2 separate regions of the Homo sapiens genome follow, and region 1 is linked to region 2. Evidence: chromatin loops called from intact Hi-C (ENCODE). Cell type or tissue: endothelial cell of umbilical vein. All regions are shown on one strand. Links, peaks and the distances in the headings refer to the core of each region. The heading gives the core; the rest is flanking DNA. Region 1 overlaps L3MBTL2 (L3MBTL histone methyl-lysine binding protein 2). Region 2 overlaps EP300 (EP300 lysine acetyltransferase).

Evidence for each region. Peaks named below come from ENCODE experiments on the same cell type or tissue, not always from the same donor. Only the 100,000 strongest peaks of a DNase experiment are listed, where the experiment ranks them.
Region 1: it touches region 2 in a loop (5-fold over the local background); 19 of 110 quality-filtered maps call a loop at or near these places.

What each region holds. Positions count from the first base shown.
Region 1 is chr22:41,228,497-41,236,824 of GRCh38, forward strand. L3MBTL2 (L3MBTL histone methyl-lysine binding protein 2) reads left to right here. Exons shown (of 17, transcript NM_031488.5): 16 at 1,044-1,160; 17 at 1,643-2,775. The coding sequence ends at 1,755. It overlaps CHADL (chondroadherin like), which reads right to left. Exons shown (of 6, transcript NM_138481.2): 4 at 7,988-8,154; 5 at 6,649-6,847; 6 at 1,017-1,234. The coding sequence ends at 1,208. Among named protein-coding and RNA genes, the nearest start is that of CHADL, 8.3 kb to the right of the region's middle. RefSeq lists an enhancer at 8,234-8,328. In endothelial cell of umbilical vein, for the core only: no CTCF peak of the experiment used is centred there; DNase peaks (open chromatin) are centred at 1,745 and 4,185; H3K27ac peaks cover 2,825 bases.
Region 2 is chr22:41,177,777-41,186,057 of GRCh38, forward strand. EP300 (EP300 lysine acetyltransferase) reads left to right here. Exons shown (of 31, transcript NM_001429.4): 31 at 1-2,301. The coding sequence ends at 1,180. EP300-AS1 (EP300 antisense RNA 1) reads right to left here. Exons shown (of 3, transcript NR_110514.1): 3 at 7,438-8,281. Among named protein-coding and RNA genes, the nearest start is that of EP300-AS1, 16 kb to the right of the region's middle. RefSeq lists an enhancer at 6,723-7,522. In endothelial cell of umbilical vein, for the core only: no CTCF peak of the experiment used is centred there; a DNase peak (open chromatin) is centred at 4,205; H3K27ac peaks cover 3,398 bases.

The DNA of each region.
Region 1 (8,328 bases), core at 132-8,131, 51 kb after region 2:
GTACCATGTGGGGAAGAGGATGTTCTGAAACAGAAACAAGGTCCCTTGGGCAGGGTTAAGATTGAGTGAGGCGGCCAGGCGCGGTGGCTCACACCTGTAATCCCATCACTTTGGGAGGCCGAGGTGGGCGGATCATGAGGTCAGAAGTTCCAAGACCAGCCTGACCAACATGGCGAAACCCCGTCTCTACTAAAAATACAAAAATTAGCCAGGTGTGGTGGCAGGCGCCTGTAATCCCAGCTACTTGGGAGGCTGAGGCAGGAGAATCACTTGAACCTGGGGGCCGGAGGTGGCAGTGAGCCCAGATCGCTCCACTTCACTCCAGCCTGGGCGGAAGAGGGAAACTCCATCGCACAAAAAAAAAAAAAAAATTGAGTGAGGGTGTGGCATTTATCCAGCAGGCAGAGGCTCTGTACCATTCAAACGGTAGGACCGGGAATGGTGCATGTTGTGGGAAGAAATCAACAATCAAAAACGGGGGCTGAGTGTGATGGTTCACACCTGTGATCCCAGCACTTTGAGAGGCTGAGGTGGGAGGATCTCTTGAGCCCAAGAGTTTGAGACCAGCCTGGGCAACATAGCGAGACCCCTAATTTAAAAAAAATTTTTAATTAGCTGGGTATGGTGGCACAGGCCTGTAGTCCCAGCTACTCAGGAGGCTAAGGTAGGAGGATCACCTGAGCCTGGGAGGTCAAGGCTGCAGTGAACTGTGATCACCCCACTGTACTCAAACCTGGGTGACAGAGTGAGACCCTCTTCAAAAAATCTTTTTATTTAAAAAAAGATTTTAAAAAGCAGTTACAACCACGACTGCCTGGGGCTTGGTTTGAGGGAGGTGGTGGTATTACTTCCCATTGGAGAGAATCTGAGCTCAGGGCACATAGCCAATAAGATGTGTTGTCAGAGTTGGAGTCCAGGCTTTCTGTCCCCAAACTGGCACTTTTCCCTCTGCCACGCTGCCTGACCACTGGGTGAGACCTATCCCATAAAGCCTTACCTAAATACAACCCTAATGCTGGGTTTGAATCCATTTTTATTCAAAGGGAAAAGAATCCCGCCCACTAAGACGCGACCCCTCAGACAGGGGTCCAAGAAGCCCCTGCTGGAGGACGACCCTCAGGGTGCCAGGAAGATCTCGTCGGAGCCTGTTCCTGGCGAGAGTAAGAGCCACCGGGCTGGGTCAAGGCAGGACCAGCCTGCTCCGTGCTCAGAGACGACCCTTCTCCTTCCCCACCTGGGCACAGAAGAGTAGAGTCAGGTTTCTTTGGCATTTTCTGGGCACCAAGCAGTCCTGTACCACTGGACCCAGGGTGTTTCCCAGACACGCCCCCAACTGTGAATGGAGCTGAGTCCCCCTCTAGCCCGGCCCCGGCCCCTCCTCCTCCTCCATCTCTACCCCTACCTCTAGTGCTTGGCAGGGTGGTGACAGATTGGCACATGGCAGTGTCGTTGGCATAGCCTGCCTGGCTTGGGGCCTTGGCCCTTTGCTGCTGCCACTGCCCTCCCAGAAGGGAAGCTGGAGGGTGAAGGTGCATCCTAGGCCCCCATCTGTAGGGAGCCAGGTCCCTTTCCCAGCTCCTCCGCCCCCACCCCTCCCAGAGTTATTTACTCGCCCACCCACCCGCCTCCCCTCCCTCTTCAGTCATTGCTGTGCGTGTGAAGGAAGAGCATCTAGACGTGGCCTCGCCCGACAAGGCTTCAAGTCCAGAGCTGCCTGTCTCCGTCGAGAACATCAAGCAGGAAACAGACGACTGAGCCTTCCTGCCTCCAGCCTGGCTTCTAGCTGGAAGCCAGCCCAGCGTTTCTCTACCACCACCACCATGCCTCCACCTGACTTTGGCTTGGAGACTGATCCTCTCTGTGTAAATTCTGCCCGGTGCTGTGAAGGCTGGACGGTGGAGGACCTGCTGGGGTCTCCTGGGACCCGCCTGTTGCTTCTGCCCTCCCCTGTGGAAAGGTCTATATGACGGGCCGCCTGAGGCCCCAGAACTCGTCTGTGAACCACCTTTTCCAGCCAGAGTTCCCAAAGCTGGAACGCTAGCTGCCTGCTCTTCCTTAAGATGGCCTCCCCCCGACCCGCCACGGCCCTCAGTTGCCAGGGATGGGGCCACCACTGTCACACTGTGGAATACAAGACAGTGAACTCTGTCTGCCTGAACGAGCCATGTAAATTAAGTTCTAGAGCAGCTCTCTGAGCAGGATAAGGTCCCCTGACAGTGAGTTGTGTGGTGGGGGCAGCCTCTGCCTCAAAAATTCACCAAGCAGAATGCCTCTCAGCCTCATGTGTTGGTCCTCTGCTCCTCCTAGCTCCCCAGGGATGTTGGGGACCCAGCTTGTCTCGGCAGCTAAGAAGCAGTGACCAGGATGTGGATTTTGGCGACCTGTGTGGTGGCCTTGAGCTGCTTTCTGTGTTTGTGAGGACTGACTCCCATTTCCTAAAGGAAATGCCCCCGGGGAGGACATTGGGAGGAAGATGGCCTGAGTGTGCACTTTGGCTCTGCTACCTGCTCCTGAAGCCCCGCTAAAAATAATTCATCCAAGATTCCTTTGTAGTTAAAGGGTCCAGTTCTGACTGGAGCCTCTAGAGAGCTGGGCTTGTATGTTCTTTTGGCCTTTTGTTCCTACCTAAATGAAGAAACCATGCCTGGAGGGGCCGTGAACACAGAACCCTCAAGACAAGGATGACAGAGCTGGAGGACACATCTAGCTGCCATTGCAACCTCACTGGGCTCCCCAGACTCTGTGTGTGAGAAATTAAACCCCCTGCTTGCTTGAGTCCCGTTTGTTAGATCTCTATTCCTTGCAGATTGTGTTCTGACCCCACCCCCCCACCTCGTGGTATCGATCATGAAGGCCACGTGAGTCAAGACACGAGTGTGCAGGGCCGTAAAGAAATGTCGCCTGTCATCAGCTCAAGTTCCCTGTCTTAGCCACATGCTGTCATTCTTTACGGTTGTGCCATTCTCCCCAAAGACTGTGAGTTCCCCAGAGATGGAGCCTGTGTCCGCCTGTGCGTAGCACCTGGCATAGGCTGGCATAAAGTTGGCTTGTGTGTGTGAAATGGGAATGTGCGCATGACCACGTGTTGCTGGTGCCTAGAGGTCAGCTTGATTTGTTGGAGATAGAAGTATTGATCTCTTGGGAGTTTTTGCTCAATCCATGCAGTAACCTTGTGCCTCAGTTTGCCCTTGGAGGGAACTCAAGTTCTTGGAGTCTGAGCAGTGGGGCTGCTGGCAGGGAGGCATTTGCAAACCCCTCATCCCTGCTTCTGCCTCAGGACCCACAGGGGCTCCTGGTACAGGTGAGACCAAATCCAGACCCTTCAGGAACCTGCCCTGCCTCCCTTGTCCTTTATGGCCATCCAGTCTAGCCCCTCTGCTGCAGGGAAAGGGATGCAAGGGAACTCCATAGTATCAAGAGCCCCTACCCAGGTGCCAGGTTAAATAGGTATCTAAATGGCTCATTTCACCTTCACAGTAACCCTGTGCAGTACTGATGGGAAAAAAGAAGCCTCAGTACAGTTTAGTCGTTTGGCTGCTTAAATTTACACCTGTTGCCGGGCGCGGTGGCTCACGCCTGTAATCCCAGCACTTTGGGAGGCCACGGCGGGCGGATCACAAGGTCAGGAGATCGAGACCATCCTGGCTAACACGATGAAACCCTGTCTCTACTAAAAATACAAAAAATTAGCCGGGCGTGGTGGCAGTCACCTGTAATCCCAGCTACTCGGGAGGCTGAGGCAGGAGAATCACTTGAACCTGGGGGGCGGAGGTGGCAATGAGCCGAGATTGCACCACTGCACTCCAGCCTGAGCAACAGAGCGAGACTCTGTCTCAAAAAAAAAAAAAAAAATTTACACCTGTAAAGGATGGCAGTGGGGTTGAACCCAGGTTTGTCTGCCAGATGACCTAGTCGTGAGTCAGTCATTCAGCCTTCCCGAGCATCTTCTGGGTGCCAGACACCAAACTAGACACGGGCATCAAGGGAGACTGGCAGACGTCCATCCTGGTGCCTTCAGCAGGCGAGCATCTCCAGCCGGGAACAATGCCAGTGCCTGAGCCTCAAGATAAGAGCCCTCTGCCTTGAATTCCTTTGTATTCCTGGGAGGAAACTGCTACTTTCATCAAAATAACCCACAATACTGAAAGGAGTATCAGAAGGGATGGCTAGGTCAAATGGCCTGAGACGTCCTGATTCCAAAGCCATCATACTGTGTGTAGGGGTGGGGACCCGGGGTGTCTTTCCCTTTTAACTAAAGCCCTGACCTGGAAGTGGACTCATCAGAGCTTCCACTCCTGAACCCAGCTCCGCTTCTACATGAGCCTCCCGGGGCTGACGCAGGGAGAAAGCACTGCTGCCATTTCCCAGTCGCGCACGTGACTGCCAACTGAGATTAGTATTGCTCTCATCAACGATAGTTCCGGGTCTGGCTTCCAAGGCAGAACTTGCTTACCTTCAGCTTGGGGTCTTTTCAGGAGTTCCTTCCCGGCTCCCAGCCAGAAATTAGGAACACTTTATAGACTGACTTGTGCCCATCCCAAAAGGCTGGATCCCTAACCCCAGTACCTCAGAGTATGACCTTACTTGGAAATAGATTCCTTACAGAAGTAATGAAGTTAAAATGACATCCTTAGGTTGGGCCCTAATCTAATAGGCTGTTATATTTATAAAAAGGGGAAATTTGGCTGGGCGCAGTGGCTCACACCTGTAATCCCAGCACTTTGGGAGGCTGAGGCAGGTGGATCACCTGAGGTCAGGAGTTCGAGACCAGCCTGACCAACATGGTAAAACCCCTTCTCTACTAAAAATACAAAAGTTAGCCATGCGTGGTGGCACGCACCTGTAATCTCAGCTACTTGGGAGGCTGAGGCAGGAGAGTCGCTTGAACCCAGGAGGCAGAGGGTGCAGTGAGCCAAGACTGTGCCATTGCACTCCAGCCTGGGCAACAAGAGCAAAACTCCATCTCAGAAAAAAAAAGGGGGGGTGGAATTTGGGCAGAGACAGATTATAGAGGGAAGATGATGATACACAACATCACGTGAAGGTTGGGACAGAGATGGAGATTATGCTGCCACAGATCAGGGAGCACCTGGGGCCACCAGAAGCTGGAAGAGGCAAGGGGGACCCTTCCACTACCTGTTCCAGAGAGCACTACCGGTTCCAGAGAGCACGCCCCTGCCAACACCTCAACGGCTGACCCCTAGCCTACAGAAGCTCTGCTGTTCTAAGCCACCCAGCTCCTAGCATTTTGTTGTGGCAGTCCTAGGGGATGAATACAAACACCAACTAATGGCCCCAGGAATCCCAGATGTTCAAAATGCAGGTCCAGGGGAGATAGAGCCCTCTCCCCACCTTCCCAGGCCCCACTCTATTCTCACTTTCCCTGGAAGAACTTCCTCTCCCTTTTGGACACCTCCGTGGCCTTACAGGCAGTGGTTCCTACATACGGGGGTGCCTGTATCTTGTGCACCCTTCTCTGATATGCTGTGAGTTTGCTACAACTGAGGGGTCAAGCTGGGACTAGATATGTCAGGATGGTGAATGTACTATCAAGTGGGGTCCAACCTATGGCTAGTAGGTGGTGGGAGGCAGAGCCAATGATGCACCTGCACTTCCACTCTCCCCATCCCTGGGATCCTGGGATGAGGGAGACCCCTTAGGTCAGGCTGGGACATGGTTGAGTCAACAGTGATCCAGCAAATATAGAAACAGCAGGACCGATTTTAGGGATACATCTGGACCAGCACAGTGTGGCTTATAGGAAAGGCCACTGTCCCACAGCAGGAGCAAATGGTCACTCCTTGCAAACCCACCCTGGGTCTAGCCCAGAGGTGGGGGCAGGGAGGAGGGAAGAACGGGAGGATGGACATTATTATTATTATTATTATTATTATTATTATTATTGAGACGGAGTCTCACCCTGTCGCCAGGCTGGGGTGCAGTGGCGTGATCTCTGCTCACTGCAACCTCTGCCTCCCGGGTTCAAGCGATTCTCCCACCTCAGCCTCCCAAGTAGCTGGGATTACAGGCGCCCGCCACCACGCCCAGCTAATTTTTTTTTTTTTGAGACAGAGTGTTTTTGAGTCTTGCTCTGTCGCCCAGGCTGGAGTGCAGTGGTGAGATCTCCGCTCACTGCAAGGTCCACCTCCTGGGCTCACGCCATTCTCCTGCCTCAGCCTCCCAAGTAGCTGGGACTACAAGCGCCCACCACCACAGCCGGATAATTTTTTTGTATTTTTAGTAGAGACAGGGTTTCACCGTGTTAGCCAGATGGTCTCTATCTCCTGACCTCGTGATCTGCACGCCTCGGCCTCCCAAAGTGCTGGGATTACAGGCGTGAGCCAACGCACCCAGCCATAGTTTTTGTATTTTTTAGTAGAGATGGGGTTTCACCATGTTGGCCAAGATGGTCTTGACCTCTTGACCTCGTGATCCGCCCACCTCGGCCTCCTGAAGTGCTGGGATTACAGGCGTGAGCCACCGCGCCCAGCCTCGGATGGACATTATTGAACTGACGCAACTGGGTCATTGCCCAGCTCTGGAACCACATGAATCAGGACCAAGCCAAGTCAGGCTCCTGCTTCCTGGGGACTTTGGAACCTGGCCCACCACCCACCAAGGTCTCACCCCTCCTGCCCCATGGCCAACCTTATCTGCTCCACACTGTCTTCCTTTGATGGGGGTTCTCCTGGCACTGGGCCTGGAGGCTGGTGTCCGCTTGGCCTTTCTGGCAGCCCAGCCCGGGCAGTCTTCAAAGACAGCAGCTGCAGCCTTCACCCTCTGGCCACGGGCATTGGGAGGGGTGGCGCAGGTGGCCCCCACCCGCAGGTTCAGCCCAGTAAGCCACCTGAAGAGAAAAGAGAGCTGGGGAGCTAGCTGTGCTGATTCTGCTCCAGTGGCCTGGAGCAGGTGGGCACTGGGTGTGGGGCAGGGTTGGTGCAGAAGGCAGCACAAGGCCACAGGCAGCATGCATTCATTCGCTCAACAAGCATTTGCCAGCTTTCCTGAGGAGGTCAAGGAGGCCACCAGGAATTTGGGAGCGGTGGAGCCTATAGGTGACAGCAGGCTCTGCTGAGAATCTTGGCGGCTCACCAATTATGTGACCTACAAGCCACTTCAAGCCTCTGATCCCTTCTTTGTAAAAAGGGGATAATAATAGTAATAATAAACAGTTAGAGGGCTTACAACGTAGCAGACACTGTTCAAATCAACTTATCTATGCTAATTTCATTCTTACAACAACCATCATGAGGTTAGATACTACATCCCCCCTTTTTACAGATGGGCAGGAAAGGTTACGCGGCTTGCAGAGTTAGTTGGTAAAATACCAGAGCCAGGACTGGAGCCCAGGTCTGCAGGACTCCAGGCTTCTTGTGACTTTTTATTTTTTTTTGAGATGGAGTCTCACTCTGTCGCCCAGGCTGGAGTGAAGTGGCGCGATCTCAGCTCACAGCAACCTCTGCCTCCCAGGTTCAAGCAATTCTCCTGCCTCAGCCTCCCAAGTAGCTGGGATTACAGGCACCCACTACCACGCCCAGCTAATTTTTGTATTTTTAGTAGAGGCAGAGTTTCACCATGCTGGCCAGGCTACTCTCAAACTCCTGACCTCAGGTGATCAGCCTGCATTGGCCTCCCAAAGTGCTGGGATTATAGGCGCGAGCCACCATCCCCGACCTCTTGTGACTTTCTCATGTAATTATGTAAAGTGGTCTCGCCTACCTATTAGGTCCCAGCCCGCTAGGCAGAGCAGATACCATGCCCACTTTATGGATGATGAAATCAAGGCTCAGAGAAGTCCACCCTCAACATCCCCAGGAAGGGTAACTAACCCTGGAAAGGGCTTATACATGCCTGGCTCTCACAGGACCCGCCCCTCCCCACAAGCTGCTCGGATGGGCATGGACATGGTGTGCCTGGGGAGATGACAGGGGCTTGACTGAGAGTGGCTGGGTGGTCTTTGGCTGGAGGTCTAGGTGGGGGTGCCCACCTGTGCAGCGGAAGCAGCTGGCAGTCACAGTGGAAGGGATTGCTGCTGAGGTCGATGAGCTCCAGCTGGCTGAGACTGGGCAGGGCAGGCAGGGCCCGAAGCTGGTTCTTCTGCAGGTGCAGGCTCTGGAGCCCGGGCCCCAGGCCTGAAAAGGCCCCAGGACAAATCTGCAAGGAGTTGCCAGGCCCCAATGTGAGCTCCTGGCAGAGCTGTCCCACCCCCAAGTCTGGAAGGGAGCCCCATCTTCCCTCAGCAGAAGAGAAGCTGGAGAGCCCAAGCTGGTCCAGCCAGGAAGTGCAGCGCTGGGTCAAAACCCAGGCTGGTCTGATGTCAAAACACTT
Region 2 (8,281 bases), core at 1-8,000:
TCAACCTTTGAACATGGCTCCACAACCAGGATTGGGCCAGGTAGGTATCAGCCCACTCAAACCAGGCACTGTGTCTCAACAAGCCTTACAAAACCTTTTGCGGACTCTCAGGTCTCCCAGCTCTCCCCTGCAGCAGCAACAGGTGCTTAGTATCCTTCACGCCAACCCCCAGCTGTTGGCTGCATTCATCAAGCAGCGGGCTGCCAAGTATGCCAACTCTAATCCACAACCCATCCCTGGGCAGCCTGGCATGCCCCAGGGGCAGCCAGGGCTACAGCCACCTACCATGCCAGGTCAGCAGGGGGTCCACTCCAATCCAGCCATGCAGAACATGAATCCAATGCAGGCGGGCGTTCAGAGGGCTGGCCTGCCCCAGCAGCAACCACAGCAGCAACTCCAGCCACCCATGGGAGGGATGAGCCCCCAGGCTCAGCAGATGAACATGAACCACAACACCATGCCTTCACAATTCCGAGACATCTTGAGACGACAGCAAATGATGCAACAGCAGCAGCAACAGGGAGCAGGGCCAGGAATAGGCCCTGGAATGGCCAACCATAACCAGTTCCAGCAACCCCAAGGAGTTGGCTACCCACCACAGCAGCAGCAGCGGATGCAGCATCACATGCAACAGATGCAACAAGGAAATATGGGACAGATAGGCCAGCTTCCCCAGGCCTTGGGAGCAGAGGCAGGTGCCAGTCTACAGGCCTATCAGCAGCGACTCCTTCAGCAACAGATGGGGTCCCCTGTTCAGCCCAACCCCATGAGCCCCCAGCAGCATATGCTCCCAAATCAGGCCCAGTCCCCACACCTACAAGGCCAGCAGATCCCTAATTCTCTCTCCAATCAAGTGCGCTCTCCCCAGCCTGTCCCTTCTCCACGGCCACAGTCCCAGCCCCCCCACTCCAGTCCTTCCCCAAGGATGCAGCCTCAGCCTTCTCCACACCACGTTTCCCCACAGACAAGTTCCCCACATCCTGGACTGGTAGCTGCCCAGGCCAACCCCATGGAACAAGGGCATTTTGCCAGCCCGGACCAGAATTCAATGCTTTCTCAGCTTGCTAGCAATCCAGGCATGGCAAACCTCCATGGTGCAAGCGCCACGGACCTGGGACTCAGCACCGATAACTCAGACTTGAATTCAAACCTCTCACAGAGTACACTAGACATACACTAGAGACACCTTGTAGTATTTTGGGAGCAAAAAAATTATTTTCTCTTAACAAGACTTTTTGTACTGAAAACAATTTTTTTGAATCTTTCGTAGCCTAAAAGACAATTTTCCTTGGAACACATAAGAACTGTGCAGTAGCCGTTTGTGGTTTAAAGCAAACATGCAAGATGAACCTGAGGGATGATAGAATACAAAGAATATATTTTTGTTATGGCTGGTTACCACCAGCCTTTCTTCCCCTTTGTGTGTGTGGTTCAAGTGTGCACTGGGAGGAGGCTGAGGCCTGTGAAGCCAAACAATATGCTCCTGCCTTGCACCTCCAATAGGTTTTATTATTTTTTTTAAATTAATGAACATATGTAATATTAATAGTTATTATTTACTGGTGCAGATGGTTGACATTTTTCCCTATTTTCCTCACTTTATGGAAGAGTTAAAACATTTCTAAACCAGAGGACAAAAGGGGTTAATGTTACTTTAAAATTACATTCTATATATATATAAATATATATAAATATATATTAAAATACCAGTTTTTTTTCTCTGGGTGCAAAGATGTTCATTCTTTTAAAAAATGTTTAAAAAAAAAAAAAAACTGCCTTTCTTCCCCTCAAGTCAACTTTTGTGCTCCAGAAAATTTTCTATTCTGTAAGTCTGAGCGTAAAACTTCAAGTATTAAAATAATTTGTACATGTAGAGAGAAAAATGACTTTTTCAAAAATATACAGGGGCAGCTGCCAAATTGATGTATTATATATTGTGGTTTCTGTTTCTTGAAAGAATTTTTTTCGTTATTTTTACATCTAACAAAGTAAAAAAATTAAAAAGAGGGTAAGAAACGATTCCGGTGGGATGATTTTAACATGCAAAATGTCCCTGGGGGTTTCTTCTTTGCTTGCTTTCTTCCTCCTTACCCTACCCCCCACTCACACACACACACACACACACACACACACACACACACACACACTTTCTATAAAACTTGAAAATAGCAAAAACCCTCAACTGTTGTAAATCATGCAATTAAAGTTGATTACTTATAAATATGAACTTTGGATCACTGTATAGACTGTTAAATTTGATTTCTTATTACCTATTGTTAAATAAACTGTGTGAGACAGACACCCTGACTTTGTTTCACTTGATAACACATCTTTGTCTTGGAGTACACCCGTTTTAAGTGCCTAATGCTTAGGATTCAGAGGAAAAAGTGAAAGCATTAGCTTATAGCCTCTTTAATCTACTACGTATAATGTATTCACAAGTAGATCTTGGTGAATTTATCCAAAGTTCTGGGAAAAAGTACTGCAGGTACCAGCTAACAGTCAAGGTGGAAGTGATAACCTACTTAACACCTTGATACAGGACCCCTTAAGGATGACCTCATGGTCTTCCAATCACCTTCATCTTACAGGGATGAGAAGGAGGACCTAAGAAGACGGATCATATCTGCCTAAGTCCCAAGTAACTTCTTGGAAAAAACAAGACTTGCCAGGCATGGTGGCTCACGCCTATAATCCCAACATTTTGGGAGGCCAAGGCAGGCAGATCACGAGGTCAGGAGTTCAAGACCAGCCTGGCCAATATGGTGAAACCCCCATCTCTACTAAAAATCAGCAGGGCGTGGTGGTGGGCACCTGCCGTCCCAGCTACTTGGGAGGCTGAGGCAGGAGAATCAGATCCTGGTGGAGGTTGCAGTTAGCCAGGATCTCACCACTGCACTCCAAAGACTCCGTCTTTTAAAAACAGAGAAGATGAAGCTAGGGGAACACTCCTGTTTGCTAACTGAATACAAAGAAGTCAGTTGGAATCGGGTTGAAGGGAAGGAAAATGTGTGGAAATAAAACCTAGAAGGCTGAGAGAGATTACACATGAGTCCAGTAATATGCTAGATGCTCAAAGAATGGAGAGATTATTGATCCTCCATCTGAACATTGCAGTAGCTGTGAACAAGTTGTTAAAACAAATGTGTTAGTACACTAAAAAGTACTGAGCTGCTTTGGTATCAATTCCAGATCTTTCTTTTATCACAGAGATTTACACTAACCATATATGACTGCTAAAGGATTTCAGATACGTTGACCTGTTGCTACTATTTTAGTCTGAAAACAACCAGCATCTTTTTTTTTTAAGACAGTCTCGTCACCCAGGCTGGAATGCAGTGGCACAATTGTAGTTCACTGTAGCCTCAAACTCATGGGCTGAAGCAGTCCTCTTACCTCAGCCTCCCTAGTAGCTGGGACTCAAAGGTGTGTACCATCATGCCTGGCTGACTTTTTAAAATTTTTATAGAGACAGGGTCTTGCTATGTTACCCAGTCTGGTCTCGAACTCCTGGACTCAAGTGATCCTCCACCTTGGCCTCCCAAATTGCTGGGATTACAGGCATGAGCCACCTTACCAGCATCTTAATGTGAGGTGAACTCACTCAGCATTAATCAGAGCCAGCCCCAGAAAATGTATCTAGTATCAAGCATCCAGCATCCACCTGCTTCAGCTCAGTGACCCCGCAGATATCCATGGAGCAGCTACATCTGTGCCAGGCCAGGCAGAGCACACATGAACAGCATGCAGCCCTGCCCTCAACCTAACCAGCTTAAGGTCTAGAAGACAGCATGACAAAGTACAAAGCACCAAGTGATCTATGCAAGGAATGCAAGAGGGAATCCATGAAAGAAAACCTAGCTGATGGGAATTGGAAATGTTTCTGGAAAGGGTAGCATGGAAGCTGGATGTTGGAGGAGAGATAGGAAGAGGAGGAGAGGAGGCGGCGCCCAGAAGAGTGCACCACATTCTGCTAGGGAGCAGCTCCAGGTCTACTTGGCTGAGACCCGATAAACGGAAGTAGTGAACACCTGTTCCAGAAATACGGCCTTCCAGCTCCCTAAGACTAGGGGCCCAGGATTCATGTGAATAAACCCTCAAAAGGGAAATGTTTAGAATTCCATCCCATTTCCAAGCAGTAAATTCCCAGGTTTCAAAGCTCTGCCTCTGGCTAAAGACAGCCGGGTTGAAGTGTTAGACCAGTGCATTCTTACTGCAATGATGAAAGCAGGAAGTAGGGGCAGAAGTCATTAAATAGGAAGGAGGCTGGGCACGGTGACTAACACCTGTAATCGCAACACTTTGGGAAGCCAAGATGGGTGGATCAAGACGAGCCTGGCCAACATGGTGAAACCCCGTCTCTGCTAAAAATACAAAACTAGGCCCCGGGCACGGTGGCCCACACCTGTAATCCTAGCACTTTGGGAGGCTGAGGCGGGTAGATGACCTGAGTTCAGGAGTTCGATACCAGCTTGGCTAACATGGAGAAACCCCATCTCTACTAAAAAAAACAGCTGGGCGTGGTGGCGGGCACTGGTAATCCCAGCTACTCAGGAGGCTGAGGCAGGAGAATAGCTTGAACCCAGGAGGCGGAGATTACAGTGAGCCGAGATCACGCCCTTGCACTCCAGCCTGGGAGACAAGCAAAACTCCGTCTCAAAAAAAAAAAAAAAAAAAAAAAGAAGGGCGGGGGGAAAAGCTGCCCTTTCCCAGATCAGAAATAGTGTTATGGAGGTAGAAGATACGGATTAATCCAGAGTCAGCAATATAATAAGATGATTTCAACGTTTGTAGTTTTTTGGATGTTCACAATGAAAAGTTAGGAAGAGGCCAGGTGCAGGTTTCCACCTGTAATCCCAGCACTGTGGGAGACTGAGGGAGGAAGGATTACTTGAGGCCAGGAGTGGGGAGACCAGCCTGGGTAACAGAGTGAGACCCTCATCTCTACAAAAAATAATTAAAAAAAAAAAAAAAAAACATGGTGGCACACACCTGTAGTCTCAGGTACTTGGGAGGCTGAGGGGGGAGAATTGCTTGAGCCCAGGAGGTCGAGGCTGCTATAAGCCATGATTGTGGCACTGCATTTCTGCTAGGGTGGCCGAGTGAGACCCTCCTGGGCTGTTACAGCACATCAATCTATGAAATGGGTCCAGTGTGCTAGCAGTGCCCCAGGTGCTGTCATTCACTTCGCTTACTGACTCCTCAATAACAGCCCCACTCAACAAATGAAAAACAAGCTCAGGTGAAATAAGGTCCTCAAGATCACATAGCCAGTAAAAGGCTTACCAGGACAATGGCCTGTTGGACTCCAAAGCCATTCCTTTCCATGTCCTTTATCTCCTTTACAGCAGAGAAGCCCCACTGGTGGCTGCAAATTAACCAGCAGATGTGTCATAGGGACACTCAAGCAGACTCAAAATACAGACTAAACACTGAAAAGTGGAGGGGAAGGGGACAACTAAGGAAGCATAAAAATAATCTCCCTAGGCTTCTCATTTTACAACCAAGGAAACATCTCCAGACAGTATTATGTTCATGATGAGGTCATCCTACTTAAAGACAGAGGACAAAGGCTGGCATCAAAAAGAAAAAAATTGGCCGGGCACAGTGGCTCATGCCTGTAATCCCAGCACTTTGGGAGGCCAAGGCAGGCAGATCACGAGGTCAAGACATCGAGACCATCCTGGCCAACATGATGAAACCCTGTCTCTACTAAAAATACAAAAATTAGCTGGGCATGGTGGTATGCACCTGTAGTCGCAGCTACACAAGAGGCTGAGGCAGGAGAATGGCTTGAACCGAGATCTTGCCACTGCACTCCAGCCTGGTGACAGAGCGAGACTCTGTCTCAAAAAAAAAAAAAGGAAGAATAAAATGTTAGGAATAATTTTTTTTTTGAGACGTTTCACTCGTTACCCACGCTGGAGTGCAATGGCGTGATCTCAGCTCACCTCAACCTCTGCCACCCGGGTTCAAGCAATTCTCTTGCCTCAGCCTCCCAAGTAGCTGGAATTACAGGCATGCACCACCACGCCCAGCTAATTTTGCATTTTTAGTAGAGATGGGGTTTCTGCATGTTGTTCAGTCTGGTTTCAAACTCCTGACCTCAGGTGATCCGCCTGCCTTGGCCTCCCAAAGTGTTGGGATTACAGGCGGAGCCACCGTGCCCGGCCAGGAATAAATGTAACAGAAGCGCAAAAAACTTGTACATTGAAAACTAGAAAAGACTGTTGGAAGAAATTAAGGACCTAAATAAATGGAAAGACATTCTTGTTTATAAATCAGAAAACCTTATATTGTTAAAGCAATACTCCTGGGCCAGGGTCAGTGGCTCATGCCTGTAATTCCAGCACTTTGGGAGGCCGAGGCAGGCAGATCATGAGGTCAGGAGATCGAGATCGTCCTGGCTAACACGGTGAAACCCCATCTCTACTAAAAATACAAAAGATTAGCCAGGCATGGTGGCACGTGCCTGTAACCCCAGCTACTTGGGAGGCTGAGGCAGGAGAATCCCTTGGACCTGGGAGGTGGAGGTTGCAGTGAGGCCAAGATGGCACCACTGCATTCCAACCTAGGTGACAGAGTGAGACTCCGTCTCAAAAAAAAAAAAAAAAAAAAAATTAACAGGCTGAGCACAGTGGCTCACACCTGTAATCCCAGCACTTTGGGTTTGGGAGGCTGAGGCAGGAAGATCACCTGAAGTCAGTTCAAGACCAGCCTGGCCAATATGGTCACCTCTACTAAAAATACAAAAATTAGCTGGGTGTGGTGACACACGCCTGTAAGTCCCAGCTACTCGGGAGGCTGAGACGGGAGGACTGCTTGAACCCAAAAGGCGGAGGATGCAGGGAGCTGAGATCACACGACTGCACTCCAGCCTGAGCTACAGAGTGGACCCTGTGTCAAAAATTAAATAAAATAAAAAACAAAAGCCTATTTAAAAAATTTTTTTGTTTTCAGACAGGGTCTGTCTCCATTACCCAGGCTGGAGTACAGTGGCACGATCTCAGCTCACTGAAACCTCCACCTCCTGGTCTCAAGTGATCTTCCTGCCTCGGGAAGCTACTCAGCTTCCTGAGTAGCTGGGACCACAGGCACATGCCACCAAGCCTGGCTAATGTTTCTTTTGTTTTGTTTTTTGTTTTGTAGAGATGGGATTTTGTCATGCTAATCTTGAACTCCTCCCAAAGTGCTGGGATTACAAGCGTGAGCCACCATGCCCAGCTGAAAGGCTGACCCTAAAATACATATGAAAATCCAAAGAAGCCAGAACAGCCAAAATAATCTTGAAAAATAAAAACAAATTTGGAGCACTCACACTTCTTGATTTGAAAACTTACCATGAAGCTATAGTAATCAAGACTCTATGGTACTGGCATAAGGACAGACATTTAGATCACTGGAATAGATCTGACAATCCAGAAATAAATCCATACATTTATGGTCAATTGATTGTTTATAAGGTTGCCAAAATAATCCAATGGAGAAAGAGTAACATTTTTAACAGATACTTCTGGAACAACTAGACATCCACATCTAAAAGAATAAAGTTGGCCGGGCATGGTCGCTCACGCCTGTAATCCCAGCACTTTTGGGAGGCCGAGGCAGGCAGACCACGAGGTCAGGAGATCGAGACCATCCTGGCTAACATGGAGAAACCCCATCTCTACTAAAAATACAAAAAATTAGCCAGGCGTGGTGGCAGGCGCCTGTAGTCCCAGCTACTCGGGAGGCTGAGGCAGGAGAATGGCGTGAACCCAGGAGGCGGAGCTTGCAGTGAGCCGAGATCGCGCCACTGCACTCCAGCACTCCAGCCTGGGTGACAGAACAAGACTCTGTCTCAAAAAAAAAAAAAAAAAAAGAATAAAGCTGGAGGCCAGGCACGGTGGCTCACGCCTGTAATCCCAGCACTTTGTAGGGCAGAGGCGGGCAGATCACTTGAGGTCATGAGTTCGAGACCAGCCTGGCCAACATGGTGAAACCCCGTCTCTACTAAAAATTTAAAAATTACCATAGTGATGGGGCCTGTAATCCGAGCTACTCAGATGGCTGAGGTGGGAGAATCACTTGAGCCTGGGACACAGAGGTTGCAGTGAGCTGGATCGCACCATTGCATGCCTGCCTGGGCAATAGAGTAAGCCTCCATCTCAAAAATAAATAAAGTTGGACCCCTACCTTATACCAAATATAAAAATTTACTCAAAATGGATCATAGACCAAAACATAAACACTAAAATATTAAAATCACAGAAGAAAATATAAGTATAGGCCAGGCACAGTG